Regions from separate parts of the Homo sapiens genome. Here region 1 is linked to region 2. Evidence: chromatin loops called from intact Hi-C (ENCODE). Cell type or tissue: ovary. All regions are shown on one strand. Links, peaks and the distances in the headings refer to the core of each region. The heading gives the core; the rest is flanking DNA. Region 1 overlaps PRAM1 (PML-RARA regulated adaptor molecule 1). Region 2 overlaps MARCHF2 (membrane associated ring-CH-type finger 2).

The links. A loop is a pair of places that touch in the nucleus more often than their neighbours do. Peaks named below come from ENCODE experiments on the same cell type or tissue, not always from the same donor. Only the 100,000 strongest peaks of a DNase experiment are listed, where the experiment ranks them.
Region 1: a loop joins it to region 2, with 2.0 times the contacts of the local background. A loop is called at or near these places in 54 of 110 quality-filtered maps.

Annotation. Positions count from the first base shown.
Region 1 is chr19:8,487,083-8,502,073 of GRCh38, forward strand. It overlaps PRAM1 (PML-RARA regulated adaptor molecule 1), which reads right to left. Exons shown (of 10, transcript NM_032152.5): 2 at 11,294-12,698; 3 at 11,141-11,207; 4 at 10,682-10,758; 5 at 4,018-4,075; 6 at 3,805-3,913; 7 at 3,512-3,674; 8 at 3,394-3,427; 9 at 3,256-3,290; 10 at 2,974-3,144. The coding sequence ends at 3,107. It overlaps HNRNPM (heterogeneous nuclear ribonucleoprotein M), which reads left to right. Exons shown (of 16, transcript NM_005968.5): 16 at 1,609-2,032. The coding sequence ends at 1,772. Among named protein-coding and RNA genes, the nearest start is that of PRAM1, 8.1 kb to the right of the region's middle. RefSeq lists enhancers at 98-187, 478-527, 11,427-12,113. In ovary, for the core only: no CTCF peak of the experiment used is centred there; a DNase peak (open chromatin) is centred at 7,308.
Region 2 is chr19:8,417,885-8,432,875 of GRCh38, forward strand. MARCHF2 (membrane associated ring-CH-type finger 2) reads left to right here. Exons shown (of 5, transcript NM_001005415.2): 2 at 3,905-4,132; 3 at 8,725-8,920; 4 at 12,774-12,983. The coding sequence starts at 3,957. Among named protein-coding and RNA genes, the nearest start is that of MARCHF2, 12 kb to the left of the region's middle. RefSeq lists enhancers at 320-464, 6,150-7,013 and a cis regulatory region at 383-400. In ovary, for the core only: no CTCF peak of the experiment used is centred there; a DNase peak (open chromatin) is centred at 6,267; H3K27ac peaks cover 1,655 bases.

The sequences.
Region 1 (14,991 bases), core at 2,785-10,784, 69 kb after region 2:
TTGGGAACGGCTTTGTAGGTGCTTCCCTCGTGCTTGTTGGTGACGCAGCCGAGTCAGCAGCAAAACCTCCCTCCCAGCCCCCTCCGTCGGCTCAGGACCCATGGCCTTGCCATGTTCTGCCCACGCCAATGCTCAGGCAGGTTGTTGAGTGTCCTGTGATGTGTCACATGTTTTTCAGCTGTGTTCTCATTTCATCCTTACTTCCTTTTTTCTTTTTGAGTCTTTGAAACAAGGTAGTAGTGTCCCCATTTCACAGATGAGTCAGGCAGAGTCTTCCTTCTGAGGTTACCTGGCTTCTAGGTGGCAAGGCTAAATAAATACATCCCAGACGAGGTCGCTTTCCCCTCAGCACAGCTGGTGTGGGGCCTCGGAGAGAACACAGCCCAGCAGGTGCCATGGGGAGGCGGTGCAGGCTCTGGGCACACAGCAGCTCCTGTGAGGGTGAGGCTAAGGTCTTGTGGTTTCCTGGCACATCGGGCAACTCTTCTGGAGGGCTCTGTCTGTGGCTGAAAGCAAGTTGTCTTCCTTCCCTGCCCTCCAGGGTGAGCCCCCACCCCGCATGCACCACCTCTGTTCTTTTTAGCTAGAGGGGCCTGAGCTAGAGGTCTGGGCAGCTGCTTCCGCACTGTCCTCCCGCTTCCTGTTTCAGCAGTGGCTCCGATTTCACCACCATTGCTGCTTCTCCATGGTTCTTGGGGCAAGCCGTTGAGTCATGATCTGCCTCTTTGCTCCATTCTTCACCTCTTTCCCCACTCCTGAGTTCCCATGTTGTAGCTAGATATTCTGAAAAGGCCAGTGGGATCACAGCGCCCCCAGCCCCCACTTTTGCAATGCCTGGAGCGGCCCTGTGCCTTCAAGAGGAAGTCCAGACTCACAAGCCCCTTGAAGACCTGGTCCTATCCTCCTCCATCTCCCTCCTGTCCCAGAACCTGAGCGGCAAGTGCTGCACGTGTCCCGCAATGCTCTCGTGTGAGCCAATTACTGGCAAGTCTTCTTTCTGGTGAATTTCTGTGTAAGCTCACTCAGAACTTGCCCCTGAGGACCCCTCCACCCTACCTGCCCTGGGCCCTCTCTTAGGCACTGAGTTCCCACCTCTGGCATTGTGGCCCTACCACCTTTGGTACTCCTGGAGTAGAGCCTTTGCCCTCTAGGGCTCTGTCCACGGCGTTGACACATATCTGGATGCTTAACGGGTGCTCAAATGAATAAGTGAAACCTGCTGGCTTTCATTTGGACAGTACAGACGTGTCCATTGGATTGCGGATGGCTTTGTAACCAGGGGCGGTGGCATATCAAAAATGAAGACTTTGTAAAATGTATGGGAACTTTCTGCCTATAAAGCTGGCTTTACACTGCGCCTTCTTTTTTGAACTTCCTGAAGCGTAAAGGCGTGCATTGAATCCGCCAGGAAGGCTTTTCATGGGGCAGGGGCAGGCTCTGTTAGCAGAAGAATGGCAGTGTGGCTGAGGGGGCCGTAGTCATTGGTTCTCGCCATTGTATTCTGAGCCTTTGTGCTCTAGGCTTCAGGGCCTCTCCTTTTTGACTCTGTCCACCAAAATCTAACAAAATCGGGACTGAGTGTCGTCTCTTCTTCCCTCCCTGTCCTAGGCCACGTGCTGTACGCCGACATCAAGATGGAGAATGGGAAGTCCAAGGGGTGTGGCGTGGTTAAGTTCGAGTCGCCAGAGGTGGCCGAGAGAGCCTGCCGGATGATGAATGGCATGAAGCTGAGTGGCCGAGAGATTGACGTTCGAATTGATAGAAACGCTTAAGCAGTTGCCTTTTTTAAACATCGATACGAGACCTCTGAATTTGTATTTTTTCTTGTTAACCATTTTAATTTGTTGGCTGGATGTATAAAGATGTTTAAAAAATTCAGTTGCTTTTTGGGGTAATTTGAATTACTTTTTTAATGACTGGGGTTCCATTTGACTGTTTGCATTGAGATTGCAATGTGCGCAATTTTTTTTGTAGTTGTGGCATCTTGTTGACATCGAATATGACTTTGATAATAAATACCGGTTCCTGAAAACGGCCTGCTTGTGTGTGCTGTGTGGGCAACCACGCGAGGTGTGGGGAGCTGGGGTCACTCGAGCTTCCAGTCCAAGCAGCAGGGATCTCATCCCCTCTCTTGCTTGTCTGAGGCCCCAGGGGTGGGTGCCTGCCCACAGATGGGGGGAGACTCTTCCCTGGAAACTGCCTTCCTGTGGGCTGTAATCCCCCGGCTTACAATGGAGCGTTTGGCTGTTTAGAGCCTTCTGAGGCCAGGCGCGGTGGTTCATGGCTGTAGTCCCAGCTACTCAGGAGGCTGAGGCAGGAGAATCACTCGAACCCAGGAGGCGGAGGTTGCAGTGAGTGAGATCGCGCCACTGCACTCCAGCCTGGGCAACAGAGCAAGACTCCGTCTCAAAAAAAAAAAAAAAAAAGCCCCCCGAAAGCCATCCTGTCTCCCTGTTGTGAAGTTAACGCCCTGGGGCACAGGCCCTGCCTGAGTCAGGCTTGTTCTCTGGCTTTTTTTTTTTCCTGCTGAAACAGACCAAACTGTGTGCCACCTTCCATGCGTGTTCAGTCCTGCCAGAGGCTCAGGCCAAATCTGATTGATACCTGGGCTCTGTCAGAATTGGGTATAGGCCCCACCCCTTCCCCCAGTGAAGCGCTCTCAGGATCCACTCAGGCCAAGCAGGTGTGCATACCTGGCAAGGAGGCCTGGCTGCTGCTGTTCTGTTGGCTGTGGAGGGGCGCGTCCTGCCCGGCTGCCTGCCTGGTAGCACATGCTGTTCTGATCACCCGGAGCCCCCCTTGCTCACCAGCTTCTTGCCACCCTTTTCTCCCCACTGGCTTTTATCCCTGAGGGGTGAGACCATGGCAGGGTGACCCCAGACACACCCCCTTTTGTGTTTGGTCAGGGGGTTCCCGTGCCTTTGCTCCACTGTGTGCCAATCAGGAGGGAAAGAAAAGACAAGAAGCAGGGACTGCTTTAAACTGGGGCTTTATGTGGCCAGGTACAAGCCCAGGCAGCTCTGTGACTTTCCCGCGCCGGGATCCAGGGCTCCTGGGTGAGCGGGCGCTGGGCTGGCTGGCTGTCCTGGCCCCACGCCTACCGGTCTTACCGTCCCAGGGGGAGTGGTTGGTTTTCCAGGGGATCTGCCGAGGAAGCGTGACTTCCATGGACCCCTCTCCCCAGAAGCCCAATAGTGAGCAGCGCCCCCGGGGAATCGCCAGGGTCCCTCCAGCCCTCCCAGAGTGTCCACGTACCGCAGAAGTCGACATCATCGTACACCTCCGTCTCCCTGGCAGAGCACAGTTGGGTCAGCAAGGGGCACCGTGGCCCATTCCCCCCACCCTGCACCACACACCCCGCACTCCCCCACCACGGTCAGGGCTGGCACTCACAGGGGCAGGAGCGCTGTTCTGGGCACGTAGCCATCTGTGGAGAGAGTGGGCATGGTGGGTTCTGAGGCCCAGGGTGGCGGCGGGGACCTCCCGGGGCTGCGGGGCCGGGCGCACTCACATTTGCCTTTGGGGTCCCGGCACAGCATCTCCTCATTGCTGGTGAACTCGATCACCTCCAGGATCTCCCCGCGCCGGATCCCGAGGTGCTTGCCACCCCCGCGACGTGTCTTAGCGTTGGGGTCGATCATCATCTTCGTGTGAACCACGATCTCCCCTTCAAACTGGGGCGCGAGATGTTAGGGCCTCTGCTTGTGCTGCCGCCCTTGGGCCCCTGTCTTCTTTCTGAGCCTGGGATCGGTGGGACCCTGGTCTCCGCCCTGCCAGGACTCCTGCTTAGCTCAGAGGCCTCACCTTGAACTTCTTCCGGAACTCCCTCTCGGCCTTCTCTGCCTTCCTCAGCTGCTTCAGCAACTTTGGGTCCATGGGTGGCAACTGCTGTGGCTGGGGATCCTTCTCCTTCCTGATAGCCCCCACCAAGGAATTGTGTGCTCGTGAGCAAGTTGTGCTCCTCTGGGGGTTCCTGGAGCTCGCCCCCCGTCTGCCCACCCCCTCTGCCCATGGCACCTGAGCGCTGGGTCTTGTGGTGGCCTCCTGGCGGCTTGCTGAACTGAGGGCGCTTCATCTGGGGACAGTCAGGACTCCGAGTCAAGGCAGGGCCCGCCGGCTCAGCCTTTACCCTGGTAGCTGTTTTTTGTTTGTTTTTGTGTTTTTGTTTTGAGACGAAGTCTTGCTCTGTCACCCAGGCTGGAGTGCAATGGCACAATCTCGGCTCACTGCAACCTTCGCCTCCTGGGTTCAAGCGATTCTCCTACCTCAGGCTCCCGAGTAGCTGGGATTACAGGTGTCCATCACCACACCTGGCTGATTTTTGTATTTTTAACACAGACAGGTTTCACCATGTGGGCCAGGCTGGTCTTGAACTCCTGACCTCAGGCAATCCACTCGCCTCGGCCTCCTAAAGTGCTGGGATTACAGGCGTGAGCCACTGCGCCTGGCAGGTGGCTGGATCTTGAGTAAGGCCTCCCTGTGTCAGTTCTGAGGACTCCCCAAATCCCACCAGGTCCCCTCCCAAACCTCTCCCTGCCCACCTTCTTCCGCAAGCCTTTCTCAGGGGTCATGGGTTCTTCTGGATTGCCTTCCATTCCCTTAACTCCTGCCACGTGCTCAGCATGGTGGGAACTGCTGGGCCACGCCCCTCATGGCAGCCCTCTCAGCAACCTTGTTCATGCCAGTAGACGCCACTGTCATGCCCAACTTGTCCACAAGGAAATAAAGGCTCAGAGAGGTCAAGCAAACTGCCCAAGGTCACCCAGCTGGTAAATGGTAAAGGCAGGATTTATCTGTAGGCTTCGAGGCCATTTCACTTCTGCCTCCTAGAGCAAGTTGGGTCTAGGGTTCTTTTTTATTTTTTGAGACGGAGTTTTGCTCTTGTTGCCCAGGCTAGAGTGTGCAATGGCGCGATCTCAGCTCACTGCAACCTCCACCTCCTGGGTTCAAGCGATTCTCCTCCCTCAACCTCCCAAGTAGGTGGGATTACAGGCACATGCCACCACACCCGGCTAATTTTTTTTTTTATTTTTAGTAGAGACGGGTTTCACCATGTTGGCCAGGCTGGTCTCAAACTCCTGACCTCAGGTGATCCACCCGCCTCGGCCTCCCAAAGTGCTGGGATTATAGGCGTGAGCCACCGTGCCTAGCCGTTTTTTTTTTTGTTTCTTTTGTTTTTGTTTTTGTTTTTGAGACGGAGTTTCATTCTTGTTGCCCAGGCTGGAGTGCAATGGCATGATCTCAGCTCACTGCAACCTCTGCCTCCTGGGTTCAAGCGATTCTCCTGCCTCAGCATCCTGAGTAGCTGGGATTATAAGCACCCACTGCCACACCCAGCTGATTTTTGTATTTTTAGTACAGATGAGGTTTCGTCATGTTGGCCAGGCTGGTCTCTAACTCCTGACCTCAGGTGATGCCCCTGCCTCAGCCTCCCAAAGTGCTGGGATTACAGGCCTGAGCCACTGCACCCGGTAGGTTCTGGGGTTCTACTGTAATGAGATTTGGGTGAAAAACTAAGGCAGAAGGGAGGATGAGGAGAGGCTGGCCCATGGGTACAAAGTTACAGTTAGGAAGAAGAAATTGGGTGTTCCATTGCACAGGAGGGCAATGATAGTTGACAGTAAAATATCATGGCCAGGCATGGTGGCTCATGCCTGTCATCCCAGCACTTTGGGAGGCCAAGTCGGGCAGATCACTTGAGGTCAGGAGTTTGACAGCAGCCTGGCCAACATGGTGAAACCCTGTCTCTACTAAAAATACAAAAATTAGACGGGTGTGGTGGTGGGCGCCCATAATGCCAGCTACTCAGGAGGCTGAGGCAGGAGAATCGCCGGAACCTGGGAGCTGGAGGTTGCAGTGAGTCAAGATGGCGCCGCTGCACTCCAGCCTGGGCGACAGACCAGGACCCTGTCTCAAAATAGTAAATAAAAATAATTTTTAAAAGATGCTGCTAGGGTAAGCGTCCTGGACTGGTGACTGATGATGAGACTCTGGACTGAGGGGTCTCCCATGGTGCCAGTCTCCCTGTGCCACTTCCTGGCAAATGACCAGGCTCCCAAGTCAGAGCCCTGCTGGCCAAGGAATTGGCTTCAGGTGGGAGCCCCAGGAACCCTGGTGAGTGAAAGATCCAGAACCCAGAGCCCCAGCATGTCCTTTCCGAATGGCTCAAAGTATCCCGCCGGACATTTCAGGCCTGTAGTCCCTCCAAGCAGCCCAAGGAGCAGCACCTGAATCGTGCCCGCCAGATACCAGGCATGGCCATCCACAGTCTCACCTGGAACACACAGCCCCTCCAGCTGCTCCTGCCTCTCAGAGGCTTCCCTGGCCGTGAGCAGTCACTCCACCAGGAGCGAACCTGACCTTGGCACTCCAGGGTCCCTGCAAACCCGCCACATTAGAGCACCTCTTGGCACCGCCATGCAGGCAGCCCTGGTTCATCCACAGCTGACCCAGAGCAGGCCTCTGCCCGCCTTCCCCGCATGGCCAGCTCAGATCCCTGGGAAAGGCTGGGCTCTCCCCACCTGCAGAGGAGCCCCCTGCCTTCCAGGAACCTCTGCAGTGGAGCTGCCACTGCTCCAAGTAAGGCAGACAGTGGGAAAGGGGAGTCCAGAGTCCTGGCCCCAAGAGACCTAAGCTGCCTTTGAGAAGCTGCACCCACAGTGAGAAGCCCACGCCACTCCTGAGAAGCGGGAGATCCAGGGAAGTGGGACCTTTTTTTTTTTCTTTTTTTCTTGAGACAGGGTCTCGTTCTGTTGCCCAGGCTGGAGTGCAGAGGTGCAATCTCGGCTCATTGCAGCCTCCATCTCCTGGATTCAAGCGATCCTCCCACCTCAGCCTCCCCAGAAGCTGGGACTACAGGTGTGCAACACCATGTCCAACTAATTTTTGTATTTTTAGTAGAGACGGGGTTTCACCATGTTGGCCAGGCTGGTCTCGAACTCCCAACCTCAACTGATCCGCCTGCCTCCACCTCCCAAAGAACTGGGATTTTAGGCATGAGCCACCGCGCCCGGCCCCTTTTTTCTTTTTTCCTATCAGAACCTCAAATGACTGGCAAGGAAGGGGGAGAAGGTTATTTGGTGACAGGAACAATGGGCCAAGGGTGGGGACTGTATGAAGTTTGAGGAGAGGCAGATGCTCCTAGCCTCGGAAGAGGTGGGGGATTCCAGCAGGGCTTCTGGGAGTGGTTGGAGGCAGGCTGTCACTAGCCCAGGCGCTCAGCAGCCCCACTCCTGGCCATCCGCATCCCCAACGGTGGCCCCCAGACCCAAGCCACAGAGCCTCCCCTAGAGCGGAAGCAGAAGGGGCCCCACCAGGAAGCTGTGTGCTCACAGGGAGGTGTTGCAAGAAGCTCAGGGAGAAAGCCCAGGAGAAGCAGAGGGGGCCTCTCTGCCCCAGGCCCTCTGAGGCTGTCAGCGAGAGCAGGAGCACCTTAGAAGCTCAAGCTCTGGCCCCCGCTGAAAGCCCTGCCACAGATCCAGCTCGTGGACCAGCTGTGCAAGCCAGGGCAAGCCCCATCCCAGAGCCTCAACCTTGCGTACCTATTTTTTTTTCTTTTTTTTTTTTTGAGATGGAGTCTCACTCTGTCACCCAGGCTGGAGTGCAATGGCAGGATCTCAGCTTACTGCAACCCCTGCCTCCCAGGTTCAAGCGATTCTCCTGCCTCAGCCTCCCAAGTAGCTGGGATTACAGGCGCCTGCTACCACACCCAGCTAATTTTTTGTATTTTTAGTAGAGACAGGTTTTCACTATGTTGGCCAGGCTGGTCTTGAACTCTTGACATCAGGCAATCCACCCGCCTTGGCCTCCCAAAGTGCTGGGATTACAGGCGTGAGCCACTGCGCCTGGCCTTTTTTTTTTTTTTCAACTGAGACAGACACAGAGTCTCACTCTGTCACCCAGGCTGGAGTGCAGCGGCGCGATGTCAGCTCACTGCAACCTCCACCTCCCGGGTTCAAGGAATTCTCCCACCTCAGCCTTCCGAATAGCTGGGATGACAGGTGCATGCCACCATGCCCGACTCATTTTTTTTTTTGAGATTGAGTCTCACTCTGTCGCCCAAGCTGGAGTCCAATGGCGTGATCTTGGCTCACTGCAACCCTTCCTTCCCAGGTTCACGCGATTCTCCTGCCTCAGCTTCTCTAGTAGCTGGGACTACAGGCACGCACCACCACACCTGGCGAATTTTTGTATTTTTAGTAGAGATGGGGTTTCTCCATGTTGTTCAGGCTGGTCTCGAACTCCTGACCTCAGGTGATCCACCCGCCTCGGCCTCCCAAAGTGCTGGGATTACAGGCGTGAGCCACCACGCCCGGCCCCAGCTAGTTTTTTTATTTTTAGTAGAGATGGGTTTTTGCCATGCGGGCCAGGCTGGTCTGGAACTCCTGACCTCAAGTGATCCGCCCACCGGACCTCCCAAACTGCTGGGATGACAGGTGTGAGCTGCCACGCCGGGCCAGCCTTGTGCATCTGTAAAATGGGGGTGCATTGCCTTACTGCCCTGTGGGGATTTGGGAGTGGAGGGTACGGATTTAGGGACAGGCAGGCAAGGTGCTTGCCTGGAAGCTGCTTGTGTTTTCATGAAGGCATTAACTTTGGAGTGGAGGGTACGGATTTAAGGACGGATTTAAGGACAGATTTAGGGACATGCAGGGAGTGGAGCGTACAGATTTAGGGACAGGCAGGCAAGGTGCTTCCCTGGAAGCTGCTTGTGTTTTCATGAAGGCATTAACTTTGGAGTGGAGGGTACGGATTTAAGGACAGATTTAGGGACATGCAGGGAGTGGAGGGTACAGATTTAGGGACAGGCAGGCAAGGTGCTTGCCTGGAAGCTGCTTGTGTTTTCATGAAGGCATTAACTGTGGAGCTGGGCAGGAGGTGCGGGCCTGCTCCCTATTCACCCAGCACAAACTTCTAAGAAACCTTTGGCAGCCTCCCTCCCCTGCCACTGCCACACCTGCCTGCAGGCCACACCTCCCCCTGAGTTTCAGGCCCAAGTTCTGCCTGGACATCCCCTCAGCTACCTTGAACACAACAGGTCTAAGTAAATCAGGCTGGGCGTGGTGGCTCACGCCTGAAATCTCAGCACTTTGGTAGGCTGAGGTGGGCGGATCACGAGGTCAGGAGTTCAAGGCCAGCCTGGCCAATGTAGTGAAACCCCAGCTCTACTAAAAATACAAAAATTAACTAGGCATGGTGGTGGGCGCCTGTAATCCCAGCTACTTGGGAGGCTGAGGCAGGAGAATCGCTTGAATCCAAGAGGCAGAGGTTGCAGTGAGCTGAGATGGCACCACTACACTCCAGCCTGGGCGATAACAGAGCGAGACTGTGTCTCCAAAAAAATAAAAAATAAAAATATAAGGCCGGGCGCGGTGGCTCATGACTGTAATCCCAGCACTTGTGGAGGCTAAGGTGGGTGGATCGTTTGAGGTCAGGAGCTTGAGACCAGCCTAGCCAACATGGTGAAACCCCATATCTACTAAAAATACAAAAAGTAGCTGGGCTTGGTGGCACGTGCCTGTAATCCCAGCTACTCCAGAGGGTGGGACAGGAGAATCGCTTGAACACGGAAGGCAGAGGTTGCAGTTAGCCAAGATCACGGCACTGCACTCCAGTCTGGGCAACAGAGCGAGCCTCCATCTCAAACAAAAAAACGAATACATAAATAAATAAGGGTCAGGCGTGGTGGCTCACGCCTGTAATCCCAGCACTTTGGGAGGCCAAGGCAGGTGGATCACGAGGTCAGGAGATCGAGACCACGGTGAAACCCCATCTCTACTAAAAATACAAAAAAATTAGCTGGGCGCGGTGGTGGGTGCCTGTAGTCCCAGCTACTGGGGAGGCTGAGGCAGGAGAATGGCATGAACCCGGGAGGCGGAGCTTGCAGTGAGCTGAGATTGCTCCACTGCACTACAGCCTGGGTGACAGAGCGAGACTCCATCTCAAAAAATAAATAAATAAATGAATGGATGGATGGATGGATGGATGAATGAATGGAACCTAACATCTTGTCGTCAACCCAGGGGCGGCTCTGTCATGCCCTTGGGTGCTAGGCTTGAAACTTCCCTGCTTTATATACCACCAAATCCTGCTTTTTTTTTTTTTTTTTTTGAGACAGGGTGTTTGCTGCCCAGGCTGGAGTACAGTGGTGGAGTCACAGCCTCACTGCAGTCTGCAGTCTCGACCTCCTGGACTCAAGCAATCCTCTTGTCTCAGCATCCCAAATAGCTGGGACTACAGATGCTTGTCACACCTGGCTGATTTTTAAGTTTTTTTGTAGAGATGAGGTCTCGCTCTGTGGCCCAGACTGGTCTGGAATCTTGGGCTTACGGGATCCTCCTGTCTTGGCCTCACAAAGCCCTGGGATTGGCTCAAACGATCCTCCTGCCTCGGGCTCCCAAAGCTCTGGGATTACAGGCATGAGCCACTGCACCCGGCCTGATGCCTGCTTTTGATTACTGAATTCACCCACTGCTCCCACATCTCCTGCTGCCAACCTGGGCCACACCTCTGCCTACAACAGCCTTCTCACTGGTCCTTCGCCTCTGGGCTCCCCTTATGTAGTTCCACCCAGCAGGAGCCAGCAGGTCCTAAAATGTTACTTGCTCTTACACCAGGAGCATGGCAGAAAATGGCCTTGCCCCGAATGTTTTGCAGGGACTCGGGCAGGCCACCAACAAACCTCTGCCCTTGGGGCTGGGGCTGGAGTCATCTCTGGGTTCCACATCGTCATACAGCTCGTAGATCTCATCTGGGACCCTGCGGGGATACCTGAGATGAGGCCTCTTCTTTTTTTTTTTTTTTTTTTTTTTTTGAGACGGAGTTTTTCTCTGTTGCCCAGGCTGGAGTGGTGCAGGGGCATGATCTCGGGCTCACTGCAGCCTCCACCTCCCGGGTTCAAGCGATTCTCCTGCCTCAGCCTCCCAAGTAGCTGGGATTACAGGTGCCCCCCACCACACCGGGCTAATTTTTGTATTTTTAGTAGACGGGGTTTCACCACGTTGGCCAGGCTGTTGTCGAACTCCTGACTTCAGGAGATCCGCCCACTTCAGCCTCCCGAAGTTCTGGGAGCTCCAGGCCGAGATGAGGCCTCTTTGAGCCCCACAATCCGCACCCACCTCCGCTTCCTCCCCACACTCACTGCGGGATGTCTTCAGGCTGTCGGTCCTGGAAGTGGAGCCCAGCGGCCGAGCGGGTCCTCCGTAGATCTGTGGGGTAGAGAGTAGGGCAGGGAAGCCGGCACTGCCTGGGACCTCAGCCCCCGCTCCTGCCGGTGCCGCCCGCCCTCACCCACCTATGGATGCTGCAGAGGGTCTCCGAAAGCTCTGCATATCCACGGGCCCCGGGGGCAGCGGGGGCTTGGCTGGAGGGTGTCCCAGGCTGCTGGCAGGGGGCAGAGGCCTCCGCCGGGGTGGATGGCTGGGTCTGAGGCCTGGCCTGGCCCCTCCACTGTGAACCAGGCCTCCTGACCTCCAGCGGGGTGTCCCAGCCGCTCCAAACCCAGGGCTGAGCGGGTGCCGGGAGCTGAAGCCGGCCACGGCCGCAGGCAGTGAGCTCTCGGAAGCGGAGCTGGGGAGTGGAGGCTTTCGAGGGAGATCACCGAAGAACTCAGGCTGCGGGTGTCTCTTGAGGACAGCGCTGGGCTCAGGCTGTGAGAACTTGCGGGGTGGCCCCCGGCGCTCCGGCTGCAGCAGCTTCCTGGGGAGTGAGTTGAACTCGGGCTCTGAGGAGGTCCTGGGGAGGCCGCCCAGCTCGGGCTGCGGGGGCTTCTTGGAGAGCGCTTTGAATTCGGCCGGCCGCGGCCTCTTGGGAAGCACGCTGACTTCGGGCTCTGAGGAGGTCCTGGTGAGGTCCCCAAGCTCAGGCTGCGGAGGCTTCTTGGGAAAGTCACTCAGCGGAGGCTGGGAGGCCTTTTTGGGAAAGGCGCTGGAGTCGCGCTTCGGCTCGCTGGACTGAGGCTTCCAGAGGGGAGTCTGAGCGGCCTCGCTGAACTCAGGCTGCGGCACGGACTTCTTAGGGAGGCCACCGACCTGAGGCTGCGGAGGCTTTTTGGGGTACACGTTGAACTCAGGCTGCGCAGGCTTCTTGGGAAAGGTACTCAACTCAGGCTGCGGGGACCTCGGGGTAGCCTCACCGGCCTCGGGTTGCCAGAGCTTCCTGGGGAATGCGCCGGATTTGGGTTCGGAGGGGGGTCTGGCGGGGTGACTGAGTTCGTCGGGCTGCAGGGGTTTCCGGGCCGGCGCACCAGGCTCCGGCAGCGAGGCCTTCAAAGGGGCCTCACCGACCTCAGGCTGCAGGGGCTTCCTTGGAAACGGAGTGGCCCCCAGCTGTGGGAACTTCTTGGAGAGGTCACTCAACTCCAGTTTGGACGGCTTCTTGGGGAGGTCAGTGACCTCAGGCGGCGGGGGCTTCTTGGGGAGGTCAGTGACCTCAGGCGGCGGGGGCTTCTTGGGGAGGTCAGTGACCTCAGGCGGCGGGGGCTTCTTGGGGAGGTCAGTGACCTCAGGCGGCGGGGGCTTCAAGGACACTGCACCAAACTCAGGCAGCGGGGCCTTCTTGGGGTGCTCGCTTAGCTCAGGCTGGGAGAACTTCTTCAGTTTACCAAACTCAGGCTTCGGAGGTTTTTTGGGCAGGTCGCTGGGCTCCGGCTGAGAGGCCTGGAACTTTGCTTTGATGCTCCGGAAGTCCTGATGGCTCTCCTAGGAGACGCAGAGCCAATGAGGCAGGGGCTCAAACACACAGAAGGGGCATGGAAGGATGGGCCTGGGGACCCTCAGGCACAGCCCACAACCACCACCCCTGCGCCCAGGCCCGGTCAGCCCTCAGCTCTTTCCCAGGAGCCCCCATGGATCCTAGGATCCTGGGACCGACACCCCTCCCTACTTCTCCATTTAGTGCTGATTCCACACCCAACCTCCTCTAGCAGCACTGGAGATCCCGACATCCCTCCTGCAGCCTCCAGTCCCACTGCCCTCCCCCCATGGGTGGTACCCCACCCCCCCAGCATCCTTGACCCCCTCATTCTTTCACCCCTCCCACTGCATGTCTCCAGTCTCGTTCCATTGCCCAGGCTGGAGAGCAGTGGTGCAATCATAGCTCACTGCAGCTTGCAACTCCTGGGCTCCAATGATTCCCCCGACCTCGGCCTCCCCAGTAGCTGGGATTACAGGCTTGAGCCGCCGCGCCCAGGCCCCCAGTCCCTTCTGTGCTAATTTCAAAACACATCCGGAATCCAACCACTTCTCACTGCCTTCACCACTGTCACCCCAGGAGGTAGTGGGAGGCAGTGTCTGCCCTCCCCCAACCAATTGCCTGGATTACTCTAACAAGCCCTTCCCTGGGCCTCTGCCTACCCCCTTCCCTGGTCAGTTCCCCCCATGGCAGCTGGAGGGAGAAGCCTGTTGAACCCTGAGTCTGTTTGTGTCCCTCTGCTCAAAACTCGGCAATGCTTCCTCATGTCCCCACAGTTCAAGCTAAATGCCTCATAAAAGCCTGGGCGAACCAGCCTCCCTACCCAGCCACCTTCTCCTCCCTGCACCCTGAACACTTCCCTCCGACCTCGGGGCCTCTGCCCTGTCCCTGACCCAGGACATGTCTCTGCACCACCTGGGTCTCTCCTTTTCCTCCTCCCAGCCTCTGTTCTCATATTTTCTTATTAGAGAGGCCATCCAAGGCCACCCTATTTGTTTATTTTTATTTTTTGAGATGGAGTCTTGCTCTGTCACCCAGACTGGAGTGCAATGGCGCGATCTCGGCTCACTGCAATCTCCACTTCCCAGGTTCAAATGATTCTCGTGCCTCAGCCGCCCAAGTAGCTGGGATTACAGGCACTCGCCACCACACCTGGCTAATTTTTGTATTTTAACTAGAGACAGGGTTTCACCACGTTGGCCAGGCTGGTCTCAAACTCACGACCTCAGGTGATCCACCCTCCACCCGCCTCAGCCTCCCAAAGTGCTGGGATTACAGGTGTGAGCCACCGTGCCCAACCTAGACCACCCTATTTTTCTTTCTTTCTTTTTTTTTTTTTTTTTTGAGACGGAGTCTCACTCTGTCACCCAGGTTGGAATGCAGTGGTGGAATCTCGCCATACTGCAACCTCCGCCTCCTGGGTTCAAGCGATTCTCAGCCTCCTGAGTAGCTGGGATCACAGGTGTCTGCCACGACGCCTGGCTAATTTTTTTTGTATTTTTAATGGAAACAGGGTTTTACCATGTTGGCCAGGCTGGTCTCGAACTCCTGACCTCAAGTGATCCACCCACCTCGGCCTCCCAAAGTGCATGAGCCATCACGCCTGGCCTAGACCACCCTATTTTAAATGGATCACCCCATCCCACTACTGCCCTGCATTCAGCATGCATGATTTTCTCCATCGTACCCACCCCTACGTATTATACTATTTTACATTGTTTTTAATGTGTCTTGATTTTTTTTTTTTTTTTTTTTTGTCTCTCTACACCACAACTTCCCTCAGTTCCTCAGCCTCTGCAAGGCAGAGACTTGGCTCATTCATTGCTGTCTTCCCAGGGCCTGGAACATGGTAGGTGCTCAGTAAATATTTGCTGAAATAAACAATATTCAGGCAGCACAAAGACAGCCATGTACTCAGCCTGACCATCAGGAAAACACAGAGATGCCTGGAGACGGCCATGCGGTCCCTCTCACACCGTCTCTGACATGCGGGCTGATGGTCAGGAATGCTCACAGTTGACAGTGCCTGAGAGGATTGGTGCAGACACCGTGGGCACAGGCGCTGTCTCCTGCATACCCAGCTGTCCCAGCTGCCCTCCTAGCTGGCCCTGCAACCACTCCTCACAGAGGTAGGCAGATTCACAAGAAGGCCAGGCCTCCTTAGTCCTACAAACGCCCCTTTCACCTGTGGTCAAGGAGATTGGGGGAGGGAAAGGGCAGAAACGTGTGGCCTTTGCTTCCTGCGTGTGCCTCACTTTCCCCATCCAGAGGACCAGAGACCAGGATTGCTCCTTGGAAAGG
Region 2 (14,991 bases), core at 2,621-10,620:
CCCGAGTAGCTGGGATTACAGGCATGCGCCAACATGCCTGGCTAATTTTTTTGTATTTTTAGTAGACACGGGGTTTCTCCATGTGGTCAGGCTCGTCTTGAACTCCTGACCTCAGGTGATCTGCCCACCTCGGCCTCCCAAAGTGCTGGGATTACATGCATGAGTCACCACGCCCGGCCAAGACCCTGTCTTAAAAAAAAAGAAATGTAAAGACCTAGCCTCAGAAGGGCTGGGCTGGAGGAAAGGACTCGCCTCTGCCTGCCTTCCCGTAAAGAGCCCAGCCGCTTCCCCTTTGGCCTCTGAGCTTAAGGTTCTGGTTGCAGGGACTTGGGAGGGAGAGCAGCAGGCACCCTGTGTCAGGCCCGGCCACTGCCCTGTGGGTGTTATCTCAGGCCTGCAGTCTTCCTCTTGGGTCCCTGCCTTTGGGCAATACTTGCTTATCTGGCCTGCAGAGGCCTGACTATGATGCTCAGAAGAACATGTGAGGCCAGGAAGGCTGCTGGCTGAGCTGTTTAGAGGGCATTTATCCAGCAGTGAACCGTCCTAGCGCAAGAGTTAGTAATTGCTCCCCTGTTCCTTCACCTCCCCACTTTGGAGCTCAGATTTGTTTTTTTGTTTGTTTGTTTGCTTGCTTTCTTTTGTTCTGTTTTAGAGACTGGAGACTGGGTCTTGCTCTGTTACCCAGGCTGGAGTGCAGTGGTGTGATCATAGCTCACTACAGCCTTGAACTCCTGGGCTCAAGAGGTTGAGGCTCCCTCCTCAGCCTCCCAAGTAGCTGGGACTACAGGCTTTCAGCACCATGCCTGGCTAATTCAAAAAAACCTTCAGAGAGATAGGGTCTCTCTATGTTGCCCTAGCTCGTCTCAAACTCCTGGCCTCAAGTGATCCTCCTGCTTGGACCTCCCAAAGCGCTGGGATTACAGGTATGAACAACTTCCCCTGGCCCAGGGCTCGGATTTTGATTGGCAGTTTACAAGCTGACTTGGGGTGGGGGTGGGAATACTTCGCTGAGTACTTGATTGCCTCTCTTGCTTGGACTTTCTGAACACTTTAGGGGCTGCAGGGGCTCTGGACATTGTAGCTCTTGGGGGTTGGACAAGCTGGGAACAGAGATCCTTGGCTCCAGGGCACCTGTATTGGCTTCAAGGAGGTCTCCAGAAAGGGCCCTTGTTTCTTCAATGAAATTCTCTGCCGGGCCGGGTGCAGTGGCTCACACCTGTAATCCCAGCACTTTGGGAGTCCGAGGCAGATGGATCACCTGAGGTCAGGAGTTTGAGACCATCCTGGCCAACATGGTGAAACCCCATCTCTACTAAAAATACAAAAATTAGCCGGGCGTGGTGGCTCATGCCTGTAATCCCAGCACTCTGGGAGGCCAAGGCAGGAGGATCACAAGGTCAAGAGATCAAAACTATCCTGGCCAAAATGGTGAAACCCCATCTCTACTAAAAATACAAAAATTAGCTGGGCATGGTGGCGCATGCCTGTAGTCTCAGCTACTCAGCAGGCTGAGGTAGGAGAATCATTTGAGCCCGGGAGGCGGAGGTTGCAGTGAGCCAAGATCGCGCCATTGCACTCCAGCCTGGGCAACAGAGCCGGACTCCATCTCAAAAAATAAATAAATAAAATACAATAAAAATAAAAATAATTGGCCGGGCGCGGTGGCTCACACCTGTAATCCCAGCACTTTGGGAGGCCGAGGCGGGCGGATCACGAGGTCAGGAGATCGAGACCATCCTAGCTAACACGGTGAAACCCCGTCTCTACTAAAAATAGAAAAAATTAGCCGGGCGTGGTGGCGGGCGCCTGTAGACCCAGCTACTCGGGAGGCTGAGGCAGGAGAATGGCGTGAACCCGGGAGGCAGAGCTTGCAGTGAGCTGAGATCAGGCCACTGCACTCCAGCCTGGGCGAAAGAGCAAGACTCCGTCTCAAAAAAAAAATAAATAAATAAATAAATAAAAATAAAAAATAAAAATAAAAATAAAAATAATTGCCGGGCGCAGTGGCTCACACCTGTAATCCTAGCACTTTGGGAGGCTGAGGCAGGTGGATCACAAGGTCAGGAGATGGAGATCATCCTGGCTAACATGGTGAAACCCCGTCTGTACTAAAAATTCAAAAAATTAGCCGGGTGTGTTGGCGGGCGCCTGTAGTCCCAGCTACTCAGGAGGCTGAGGTAGGAGAATGGTGTGAACCCAGGAGGTGGAGCTTGCAGTGAGCTGAGATCGCGCCACTGCACTCCAGCCTGGGCGACAGAGTGAGACTCCGTCTCAAAAAATAAATAAATAAATAAATAAATAAATAAATAAATAATTAGCTGAGTGTGGTGGTGGGCCCCTGTAATCCCAGCTACTTGGGAGGCTGAGGCAGGAGAATCGCTTGAACCCGTAAGGTGGAGGTTGCAGTGAGCCGAGATCATGCCATTGCACTCCAGCCTGGGCGACAAGAGTGAAACTCCATCTTAAAAAAAAAATAAATAAATATAAATAAAAATACAAAAACTAGCCAGGCATGGTGGTGCATGCCTGTAGTCCCAGCTACTTGGGGGGCTGAGGCAGGAGAATCGCTTGAACCCAGGAGGTGGAGGTTGCAGTGAGCTGAGATCGTGCCACTGCGCTCCAGCCTGGGCAACACAGCGAAACTCTGTCTCAAAAAAAAAAAAAAAAAAAAGAACTGGTTCTGATACCTTATCTGGAAAGGTGATATTAGTTGAAAGGTGGTCCTGGCCCTGGAGGCTTTGAGGGTAAGAGGAGGCCTAGCTTTTCTTGTCTTCTCTTTTTTAGAGACAGGTTCTCACTCTGTGGCATAGGCAGGAGTGCTGTGGGCACCGTCATAGCTCACTGCAGCCTCAAACTCCTGGGCTCAAGTCATCCTCCCACCTCAGCCTCACAAGTGGCTGGGACTATAGGCTTGTGCTACCATGCCTGGCTAATATTTTTGGTTTTCTTTAGTAGAGCCAGGGTTTCACCATGTTGCCCAGGCTGGTCTCAAACTCCTGAGCTGAGGCAATCGGAGGCAGGCGGATTGTCTTGAATCCAAAGTGCTGGGATTACAGGTGTGAGCCACTGCTCCTGGCCTAATTTTCTCATTTTTTATAAAGATAGAGTCTTGATGTGTTGCCTAGGCTGGTCTCAAACTCCTGGGGCTCAAACAATCCTCCTACCTTGGCTTTCAAAGCACCGGGACTATAGACATGAGCCACCACACCTGGCCAGGCCTAGCTTTCCTGTTTTTTTTGGGTTTTTTTTTTTTTTTGAGACAGAGTCTTGCTCTGTCGCCCAGGCTGGAGTGCAGTGGCGTGATCTCGGCTCACTGTAACTTCCCCCTCCTGGGTTCAAGCGATTGTCCCGCCTCAGCCTCCCAAGTAGCTGGGACTACAGGCGCGTGCCACCAAGCCTGGCTAATTTTTTGTATTTTTAGTAGAGATGGGGTTTCACTGTGTTAGCCAGAATGGGAAACCTAGCTTTTCTTTTTTTTTTACTTTTTTCTTTCTTTTCTTTTTTTTTTTTTTTTTTGTATTTTTAGTAGAGACAGTGTTTCACCATGTTGGCCAGGATGGTCTTGATCTCTTGACCTCGTGATCCACCCGCCTCAGCCTCCCAAAGTGCTGGGATTACAGGCGTCAGCCACCGCGCCTGGCCAGGGAAGCATAGCTTTTCTTAGGAGAGTGAGAAATAATACAACCCAAGCTCCTGCTGTATACCAGCCTTGTGCTGAGTTACATGCATCGTCTCCTTGAATCCTCACTGGCCCTACAGAGGCCCATTTTACAGATGGTGCAAACTGAGGCTCAGAGATGTAAATGGTCTAGTGGTCCCTACAGCCTTGACAAGAGGGGACTCAAACCTTAGTCCGTCAGGCTCATTAACCTTGCCCCTAACCTCCGCACTGGCCTGTTCCCAGGCTCCTGGAACCATGGGCCTCAGGCCCTGAGGATACGGGGCTCCCGGTGGCCATGACGACGGGTGACTGCTGCCACCTCCCCGGCTCCCTGTGTGACTGCTCCGGCAGCCCTGCCTTCTCCAAGGTCGTGGAGGCTACGGGCCTCGGACCGCCCCAGTATGTGGCACAGGTGACTTCAAGGGATGGCCGGCTCCTCTCCACCGTCATCCGTGCCTTGGACACACCGAGGTGAGTGGTGACTGCGTGGATATCCTGGCCTTTGTTGCCTCTTCTCTCTGGGCGCAGTGAGTTTCTCCCAGCCTGGGGTTAGAAGTCCAACCGTTGACAGAGGGCCAAGTGGGTAAATAGAGAAAGAGACACAAACAGTTATCGCCTTGTGGAAACAGAGGCCTAGCTTTGGCCGGGTCTGATTCTTTAGGAAAAGCTGAAATTCCAGATTATTATGTGAAATCTGAAGGTCAAATGTTGTCAAGTAACACACTTTTGGGAGGCAGTATAGGGGGCGGTCAGGAGTGCAGGCTGTGGGCTCAGTGCCTCGGCCCTGACCCTGAGTGGACACCTCTCTCTCTCCCAGAGTGACCTGGGACAAATTACTTCACCACTGTATCTCTCTTTTTTTTTTGAAACAGAGTCTCATTTTGTTGCCCAGGCTGGAGTGCAGTGGCGCAGTCTCAGCTCACTGAAACCTCCGCCTCCCAGGTTCAAGTGATTTTCCTGCCTTAGCCACCCGAGTAGCTGGGATTACAGGCACCCGTCACCACACCTGGCTAGTTTTTGTACTTCTAGCAGAGACGGGGTTTCGCCATGTTGGCCAGGCTGGTCTCAAACTCCTGACCTCAGGTGATCTGCCCGTCTCGGCCTCCCAAACTGCTGGGATTATAAGTGTGAGCCACCGTGCCCAGCCTCTTTTTAAATTTTTTTTTTTTTTTTTTTTTTTAGAGAGTCTTGCTTTGTCACTCAGGCTGGAGTACAGTGGCGTGATCTCGGCTCACTGCAACCTCCGCCTCCCGGATTCAAGCGATTCTCCTGCCTCAGCCTCCTGAGTACCTGGTTCTACAGGCACGCGCCACCACACCCAGCTAATTTTTGTATTTTTGGTAGAGATGGGGTTTCACCATGTTGGCCAGGCTGATCTTGATCTCTTGACCTCATAATCCACCTACCTCAGCCTCCCAAAGTGCTGGGATTACAGGCGTGAGCCACCGCGCCTGGCCGTGCTCAACAAATATTAAGGCTTTTTTTTTCCTCTCTTCTCTGAATTTGTTTTTTTGTTTTGTTTTGTTGTTTTGGAGACAGAGTCTCACTTTGTCACCCATGCTGGAGTGCAGTGGCATGATCTCAGCTCACTGCAACCTCTGCCTCCTGGGTTCAAGCGATTCTCCTGCCTCAGCCTCCCAAGTAGCTAGGATTACAGCCCCCCCGCCCCGACCATGCCCGACTAATTTTTGTATTTTTTTAGTAGAGACGGGGTTTCACCATGTTAGTCAGGCTGGTCTCCTGACCTCAGATGACCCACCCACCTCGGCCTCCCAAAGTGTTGGGATTACAGGCATGAACCACTGTGCCTGGCCTCTTCTCTGAATTTGCTCTCCCAAACTTTTTCACAGTTTCCCAGAACAAGCTCCAAACTGACATGATTCTTCCTCAAGATTCTCGTCACTTCTGTTTCCCTGGGTTGGTTTCCGGACAAAGGGTTCCTTTTTTGTTAACTTTGTTTGTGTGTGTACTTGGGGGAGGGTGGGATCGGGGTATGGGTTCAGAAAGGAGGCAGGCAGGCATGCCCTTTTGCCATTGCAGGAGGAAATAGCAGTCCAGGGACAGGACTGTTGAGAAAGCAGCCATGAGCAGCCTGTTGGGCTCTTTTTAAAGCCGCCCAACTCCACCCCGCAGCATGAGAATCTGAGAAAAGGATAGAAAACAGTCATTTCCAGGCAGGCGTGGTCGCTCATGCCTGTAGTCCCAGCACTTTGGAAGTCCAAGGCTGAAGGATCGCTTGAGCCCAGAAGCTCAAGACCAGCCTGGTCAACATAGTGAGACCCCCCTCTCTAGAAAAAGTTAAAAAATATTAGCTGTGTGGCGTGGTGCCACCTGTAGTCCCAGCTACTCGGGAGACTGAGGCAGGAGGATCGCTCGAGCTAGGGAGTCCGAGGCTGCAGTGAGCTGTGATTGCACCACTGCACTCCAGCCTGGGTGACTCAAAAAAAAAAAAAAAAAAGAAAGAAAAAAAAATACAGTCTCTCTGAGAGGAAATTGGCGTTGTCTGGAAAATAGCTCTTCTTTGTGTGACCTCACAGTCTGCCTTCTGGCCAGAAATGTTTGGGAAACAGTGACTCATGGCTGTTTGGCCTCTGGGCCACGCCCCCTGCCTCCTGAGCTGCCCTGGGAAGGACCCGGCATCCCCAGAGACTGGGCCAGGGCTGGAGACTTTTCCGAGGCAGCTTTCTGCAGATGCTTTTTATTTCTATTTCCCCCTCACAAGGGCAGAGGAGCAGGTGAGCACTTCTCTCTGGATGCACAGGTTTCTCAGGTAGCACGGGCTTCAGGTGTGATTAGATCCAGGGGCCCGCAAAGATGTCCTTAAGAATCTACCTTTCCCAGGCCTTGCGCAGTGGCTCACGCCTGTAATCCCAGCACTTTGGGAGGCCGAGGCGGGTGGATCACGAGGTCAGGAGATCGAGACCATCCTGGCTAACACGGTGAAACCCCGTCTCTACAAAAAATACAAAAAATTAGCCGGGCGTGGTGGCCGGCGCCTGTAGTCCTAGCTACTCTGGAGGCTGAGGCAGGAGAATGGCATGAACCTGGGAGGTCGAGCTTGCAGTGAGCCGAGATCGCGCCACTGCACTCCAGCCTGGGTGACAGAGCAACACTGTCTCAAAAAAAAGAAAAAAAAAAATCTACCTTTCCCTGTCTCTTGGCTCTGCTCTCCTCTGTGCTGGCATCATTCACAGGCTCCACACAGACTAGGCAGCTGCAGGAGCTCCAGGCTTCTGTCAGCCTTGTGGCCGACAGTTCTGGAGTTTACGGGGAAACAAAGAATTTTAGGAATAGATTATCGGTGACTCTGATGGTATCATACAAGCCTGAGTTGGTTGCATGAGCAGGGGTGCGTGCTGTTCTATTTTCTTTTTCTTTTTTTCAAATGGTCTCACTCTGTTGTCCAAGCTGGAGTATAGTGGTACAATTATGGGTCATTGGAGCTTTGAACTCCTGGGCACATGTGATCCTCCTGCCTCAGCCTCCCAAGTAGCTGGGACCACAACATGTACCACCACGCCAAGATAAGTCTTTAAAAAAAATTTTGGGACCGGGCGTGGTGGCTCACGCCTGTAATCCCAGCACTTTGGGAGGCTGAGGCGGGCAGATCACGAGGTCAGGAGATTGAGACCATCCTGGCTAACACGGTGAAACCCCGTCTCTACTAAAATACAGAAAAAAAAAAAATTAGCTGGGCATGGTGGCATGTGCCTGTAGTCTCAGCTACTCGGGAGGCTGAGGCTACTCGGGAGGCTGAGGCAGGATAATCGCTTGAACCTGGGAGGTGGAGGTTGCAGTGAGCTGATATCACACCACTGCACTCCAGCCTGATGACAGAGCGAGACTCCATCTCAAAAAAAAAAAAAGAAAATTTTTTTTTTATAGAGATGAGATCTCACTAGGTTGCCCACACTGGCCTTGAACTCCTCGGCTCAAGTGATCCTCCCGCTTCAGCCTTCCAAAGTGCTAGAATTACAAGCATGAGCTACTGCTCCCGGCCTGGTGTTCTGACTGGTCCAGTATGAGGCCTGAGGTCATGAGGAGTGTTGTCTGCTCTGCCCTAGTCCTTGAGGATTTTTTTTTTTTTTTGAGACGGAGCCTCACTCTGTCACCCAGGCTGGAGTGCAGTGGTGTAATCTCGGCTCACTGTAACCTCTGCCTTCCAGGCTGAAGTGATACTCCTGCCTCAGCCTCCCCAGTAGCTGGGATTACAGGCACCTACCACCACGCCCAGCTAATTTTTGTATTTTTAGTAGAGACGGGGTTTCACCATGTTGGCCAGGCTGGTCTTGAAATCCTGACCTCATGATCCTCCTGCCTTGGCCTCCCAAAGTACTGGGATTACAGGAATGAGCCACCTCACCCAGCTGGTCTTTGAGGATTAAGAGTCGAGGATTGGGGGCCGGGTGCGGTGGCTCACGCCTGTAATCCCAGCACTTTGGGAGCCTGAGGCAGGCGGATCACAATATCAGGAGATCGAGACCATCCTGGCTAACACGGTGAAACCCCGTCTCTACTAAAAATACAAAAACACAATTAGCCGGGCGTGGTGGCAGGTGCCTGTAGTTCCAGCTACTCGGGAGGCTGAGGTGGGAGAATGGCGTGAACCCGGGAGGCGGAGCTTGCAGTGAGCCGAGATCGCACCACTGCACTCCAGCCTGGGTGACAGAGCGAGACTCTGTCTCAAAAAAAAAAAAAAAAAAAAAAAGAGTTGAGGGTGGGGAAGTTGTGCAGGACAATCAGGGTGGGTATTTTAGGGAAATTTGGAGAGGACATGGGGGCGGGTATAACAGATGCCCATCTTGGGTCTGAGAGGGTGCTGCAGGGTCCCTGGGAAGGGAACACATCACTCCACCTGTGGGAGTCTGGGAAGGCTTCGCAAGGTTACCTTCCCTGCATCTCCTTCCCAAAGGGAAGGACATTTAGAGCTGGGCATTGAAGGATGAGTAGGAGTTCACTAAGTGGCAGCATGGGGTAAGGGTGAGCTTGTGATCCAGTGGGTAGTGAAGCAGGTATAGACAGAAAGCCCAATCATTGCTCATGGGTCCTATCTCTGTGTCCAGTGATGGTCCTTTCTGCCGGATCTGCCATGAGGGAGCGAACGGGGAGTGCTTGCTGTCCCCGTGTGGCTGCACCGGCACGCTGGGTGCCGTGCATAAGAGCTGTCTGGAGAAGTGGCTTTCCTCATCTAACACCAGCTACTGCGAGCTGTGCCACACGGAGTTTGCAGTGGAGAAACGGCCTCGACCCCTCACAGAGGTACCCTTAAGAGTCTGAGACTGCGGTGGGCAGTGGGGAGAGGGCAGACATGGGGGCCAAAGGCAGGAGCTGCCCCGGGCAATCTGGTGGTCCTCCTAGGGCAGAACTCCCTACCGCCCCTGTCCACCAGGTGGGTCTGCTGATGGTGTGTCAGAAACCAGGCCTAGGGTTTAAGAGCTCCCAGACCCATTAACCTCTCCCTGTTTTCATTCAGTCTTTCTTCTTCTTCTTTCTTCTTCTTCCTTCTCCTTCTTCTTTTTTTTGAGACAGAGTCTAACTCTTGTCCAGGCTGGAGTGCAGTGGTGCGATCTCGGCTCACTGCAACTTCTGCCTCCCAGGTTCAAGCGATTCTTCTGCTTCAGCCTCCCAAGTAGCTGGGATGACAGGCGTGCGCCACCATGCCCAGCTAATTTTCTGTATTTTTAGTAGAGATGCGGTTTCACCATGTTGGCCAGGCTGGTCTCGAACTCCTGACCTCAAGTGATCTGCCCACCTCAGCCTCCCAAAGTGCTGGGATTACAGGCATGAGCCACCGCTCCCAGCCTGTGTCTTTCATTAGCAGAGATTTCCTGGGCACCTCCAGCATGCCCAGCACTCTGTTAGGCACTGGGGACCCAGCCACCAACAAGACACGTAGGGCTGGGCACTCATGGAGATTAAAGTCCAGTAACTTTAATCTGGACTTCAAAGCATCGCTTCTGATATGAGGTTACAGAAAAAAAAAAAAAAAATCAACGAAGCAACTGGTTTCTGGGAGCAATAGTGCAGTAAGGGAAAAACATGTCACAGGGGGTGGGGCAACTTGGGGTGTCAGGCAAGGCCTCAAAAGGAGGTGAACCCCCCAGCTGAGGCCTGAGAGATGAAAAGGAACAAGCTGCCGGGCGCGGTGGCTCATGCCTGTAATCCCAGCACTTCGGGAGGCCGAGGCGGGCAGATCACTTGAGGTCAGGAGTTCGAGACCAGCCTGGCCAACATGGTGAAACCCCGTCTCTACTAAAAATACAAAAAATACAAAAAAAAAAAAAAAAAGTCCAGACACGGTGGCTCACGCCTGTAATCCTAGCACTTTGGGAGGCCAAGATGCATGGATCACCTGAGGTCAGGAGTTAAAGACCAGCCTGGCCAACATGGGAAAACCCTGTCTCTACTAGCTATACAAAATTAGCCAGGTGTGGGCTGGGCACGGTGGCTCATGCCTGTAATCCCAGCACTTGGGGAGGCCGAGGCGGGCGGATCACGAGGTCAGGAGATCAAGACCTTCCTGGCTAACATGGTGAAACCCCATCTCTACTAAAAATACAAAAAATTAGCCGGGCGTGGTTGCAGGTGCCTATAGTCCCAGCTACTCGGGAGGCTGAGGCAGGAGAATGGCCTGAATCCAGGAGGCGGAGCTTGCAGTGAGCTGAGATCAGGCCACTGCACTCCAGCCTGGGCGACAGAGTGAGACTCCATCTCAAAAAAAAAAATTAGCCAGGTATGGTGGTGGGTGCCTATAATCCCATCCACTAGGGAGGCTGAGGCAGGAGACTGGCTTGAACCCTAGGGAGGCTGAGGCAGGAGAATTGCTTGAACCCTAGGGAGGCTGAGGCAGGAGAATTGCTTGAACCCGGGAGGCGGAGGTTGCAGTGAGCTGAGACTAAGCCACTGCACTCCAGCCTGGGTGACAAAGCAAAACTCTGTCTCAAACGATGAGGAAAAAGCTAGGTGTGGTGGCGCATGCCTGTAATCCCAGCTACTTGGGAGGCTGAGGCAGGAGAATCACTTAAAGCTGGGAGGCGGAGTTTGCAGTGAGTTGAGATAGCGCCACTGCACTCCAGCCTGGGCAACAGATTGAGACTCTATCTCAAAAAAAAAAAAAAAAAAAAAAAAAAAAAAAAAACCAAGGCTGGACGTGGTGGCTCACAATCCCAGCACTTTGGGAGGCAGAGGTGGGTGGATCACCTGAGTTCAGGAGTTCGAGACCAGCCTGGCCAATGTGGTAAAACACCGTCTCTACTAAAAATACAAAAATTAGCTGGGCATGGTGGCGGGGGCCTGTAATCCCAGCTTGAACCCGGAAGGCGGAGGTTGCAGTGAGCCAAGATTGCACCACAGCACTCCAGCCTGGGCAACAAGAGCGAAACTCCGTCTCAAAAAACAAAAAACAAAAACCCTAGAAAAGCCCCTGGCCCACCTAGGAGCCAGAGTGTAGGGAGAAAAGTGGGAGGGAGGTCCAGCCCCTTCACACACCCTCCCACACCCACTTTGGTCTCCGTGCTACAGCCACACAGCCCCCTCCCCACACATCTTGTCTAGGCCGCCTCCCCCTATCCCAGGGCCTTTGCATCTGCCGCCCCTGCAGCCTAGAGCCCCATCTCCCCCATTCTTCACGTGGTTCCTTCTGTTCATTCCGTTCTCTTCAATGTCACCTCCTTGGCAAGGCCTTGCCCCATGTGACCGTTCACCCATTTCATACCTCCACTGCCAGCATGGGAGGGCAGGGGCCCTTTCTGTCTCATCCACCAGAATTTCATGAATTAAGCCCATTTCTTGGCTGGGTGTGGTAGCTCATGCCTGTAATCCCAGCACTTTGGGAAGCCAAGGTGGGAAGATCACTTGAGGCCAGGAGTTCAAGACCAGCCTGGGCAACACAGCAAGACCCTGTCTCTACAAAAAAATCAAAGAAATGAAAGAACTTATTATTATTATTATTATTATTATTATTATTATTATTATTTTGAGACAGAGTCTTACTCTGTCACCCAGGCTGGAGTGCAGTGGCACGATCTTGGCTTACTGCAACCTCCACCTCCTGGGTTCAAGCAATTCTCCTGCCTCAGCCTCCTGAGTAGCTGGGATTATAGGTGCGTGCTACCACGCCCAGCTAATTTTGTATTTTTAGTAGAGGCAGGGTTTCTCCATGTTAGCCAGGCTGGTCTTGACCTCCTGGCCTCAAGTGATCCACCCACTTTGGCCTGCCAAAGTGCTAGGATTACAGACGTGAACCACCACACCAGGGCTTTTTTTTTTTTTTTTTTTTTTTAGCCCATTTCTTTTGGCCTGTCATCTGGGGAAGGCCAAGCGTAGTAGATTAGTAGCCAAAGACGCTTCGGCCCTGGAGCAAGACTTCCCAGGTTGGAACCCCAGCTTTGTGGACTATGTAGCTGTGTGAGTTTGCTCACTTGAGTTAATTCCTCTGTGCCTCAGTTTCCCCATCTGTAAAATGGGGGTAAATGTGCCCAGCACCTGGCAGGGCCTGGCTCCTCATGGGCTCAATAAATGTTTGAAAGAAGGAAAGGGCCAGGCGTGGTGGCTCACACCTGTAATCCCAGAACTTTGGAAGGCCGAGGTGGGCAGATCACTTAAGGTCACAAGTTCGAGACCAGCCTGACAAACATGGTGAAACCCCATCTCTACTAAAAATACAAAATTAGCAGGGCATGGTGGCGCTTGCCTATAATCCCAGCTACTCGGGAGGCTGAGGTGGGAGAATCGCTTGAACCTGGGATGTTGAGGTTGCAGTGAGCCGAGATCGTGCCACGGCACTCCAGCCTGGCTGACAGAGCGAGACTCTGTCTCAAAAAATATATATACATACAAAATTAGCCGTGCATGGTGGCGCTTGCCTGTAATCCCAGCTACTCCGGTGGCTGAGACAGGAGAATTGCTTAAACCCAGAAGGTCGAGGTTGCAGTGAGCCGAGATCACACCATTGCACTCCATCCTGGGCAACAGAGTGAGAATCTGTCTCAAAAAAAAAAAAAAGAAAGAAGGAAAGGACAGAGGGAGGCCTAGGCCTGGAGGTCCTTACCCCTCCCCCTCAGTAGCCCCTTCTCTGCCCCCTCTCCTCTGCCCCCTATCCTCTCCCCTGCAGTGGCTGAAGGACCCGGGGCCGCGGACGGAGAAGCGGACACTGTGCTGCGACATGGTGTGTTTCCTGTTCATCACACCGCTGGCCGCCATCTCAGGCTGGTTGTGCCTGCGCGGGGCCCAGGACCACCTCCGGCTCCACAGCCAGCTGGAGGCCGTGGGTCTCATTGCCCTCACCATCGCCCTCTTCACCATCTATGTCCTCTGGACGCTGGTGAGTGGCTGTGGTTGTGCAGCACGCGTCTCGAGCTCTGCCGCTGGGAGCAGCAGGGCCAAGGATTTGGCCCCTGGCTTGTGGGGCACGGGGCTCCCTGGCTGCCTCTGTCTATGGCCGTGGGTGGAAGAGAGCTTCTGAGGTCACCCTGCCTCTCCAGGAGCTTGAGATTCCAAATGTGACAAAGGTCTAGGGAATCCCTGAGCCAGGTGTGAACCTTGACCTGAGTGCAGGAACCCCCATCCATGAACCCCCAAGATTAGGAGTGGGGCAGAGAGGAGCAAAAGCCTGAGAGAGAGATCGGGGGAGAACAAGATAGTGGGGAAATATATATTGATTAAGAAATTGAGGCTGGGCATGGTGGCTCACGCCTGTAATCCCAGCACTTTGGGAGGCCAAGGTGGGTGGATCACCTGAGGTAGGGAGTTCAAGACCAGCCTAACCAGCATGAAGAAACCCCATCTCTACTAAAAATACAAATTAACCAGGTGTGGTGGCACATGCTTCTAATCCCAGCTACTTGGGAGGCTGAGGCAGGAGAATTGCTTGAACTCGGGAGGCGGAGGTTGCAGTAAGCCTAGATCATGCCATTGCACTCTAGCCTGTGTAAAAAGAGCGAAACTCGATCTCAAAAAAAAAAAAAAAAAAAAAAGGAAAAAAGAAAAAAGAAAGAAATTGAAAGGGAAAACCCAGGCACAGTGGCTTACTCCTTTAATCCCAGCACTTTGGGAGGCCAAGGCAGGTGGATCATCTGAGCCCAGGAGTTCAAGACCAGCCTGGCCAACATGGTGAAACCTTGTCTCTACTAAAAATACAAAAATTTAGCTGTGCGTGGTGGTGGGTGCCTGTAATCCCAGCTACTCGGGAGGCTGAGGCAGGAGAATCACGTGAACCCGGGAGGCAGAGGTTGCAGAGAGCCGATATTGCGCCACTGCACTCCAGCCTGGGCGACAAGAGCAAAACTCTGTCTCAATAAAAATAAAAACAAAAATAAATTGAAAGAGGAAAGCCAGGTGCGGTGGCTCATGCCTGTAATCCCCATACTTTGGGAGGCTGAGGCAGGCGGATTCCTTGAGGTCAGGAGTTTGAGACCAGCCTGGCCAACATGGTGAAACCCCATCTCTACTAAAAATACAAAAAATTAACCTGGTGTGGTGGCATGTGCCTGTCATCCCAGCTACTAGGGAAGTTGAGGCAGGAGCATCGCTTAAACCCAGAAGCCAGAGGTTGCAATGAGCTGAGATCCTGCTACTGTACTCCAGCCTGGGCGACAGAGTGAGATTCTGTCTTTAAAAAAAGAAAAAGAAAGAAAGAAAAGAAAAGAAAAATTGAAGGGGAAGAGAGAGAGGAACTGAGATGAAAACACTGAGTGAGGCCAGGCCCAGTGGTTGTAACATCTGCAGTCCTAGCACACTGGGAGGCTGAGGCAGGAAGATTGCTTGAAGCAAGAAGGTTCAAGACCAGGACGGGGCAACAAAGCCAGATGCCCATCTCTATAAAAAATTTAAAAATTAGTGGTGGTGTGCACTTACACTCTCAGCTACTCTGGAGGCCAAGGTGGGAAGATCTCTTGAGGTTAGGAGTTTTAGACTAGCAGGGCAACTTAGGGAGACCCCATCTCTACAAAAGGAAAATAATTAGCTGGGCATGTTGGCTCACACCTGTAATCCCAATATTTTAGGAGGCCGAGGTGGGAAAATCCCTTGAGGCCAGGAGTTCAAGACCAGCCTGGGCAACATAGAAAGACCCCGTGGCTACAAAAAATTTTAAAAAATTAGCTGGGCATGGTGGCACATGCCTGTAGTCCCAGCTACCTGGGAGGCTGAGTCAGGAGGATCACTTGAGCCCAAGAATTTGAGGCTGCAGTGAGCTGTGATCACACTACTATACTCCACCCTGGGTGACAAAGCAAGACCCAGTATCAAAAAAAGATAAAAAGCCTGGGTGCAGTGCTTCTGCCTGTAATCCCAGTATTTTGGGAGGCTGCAGCAGGAGGATCACCATAGCC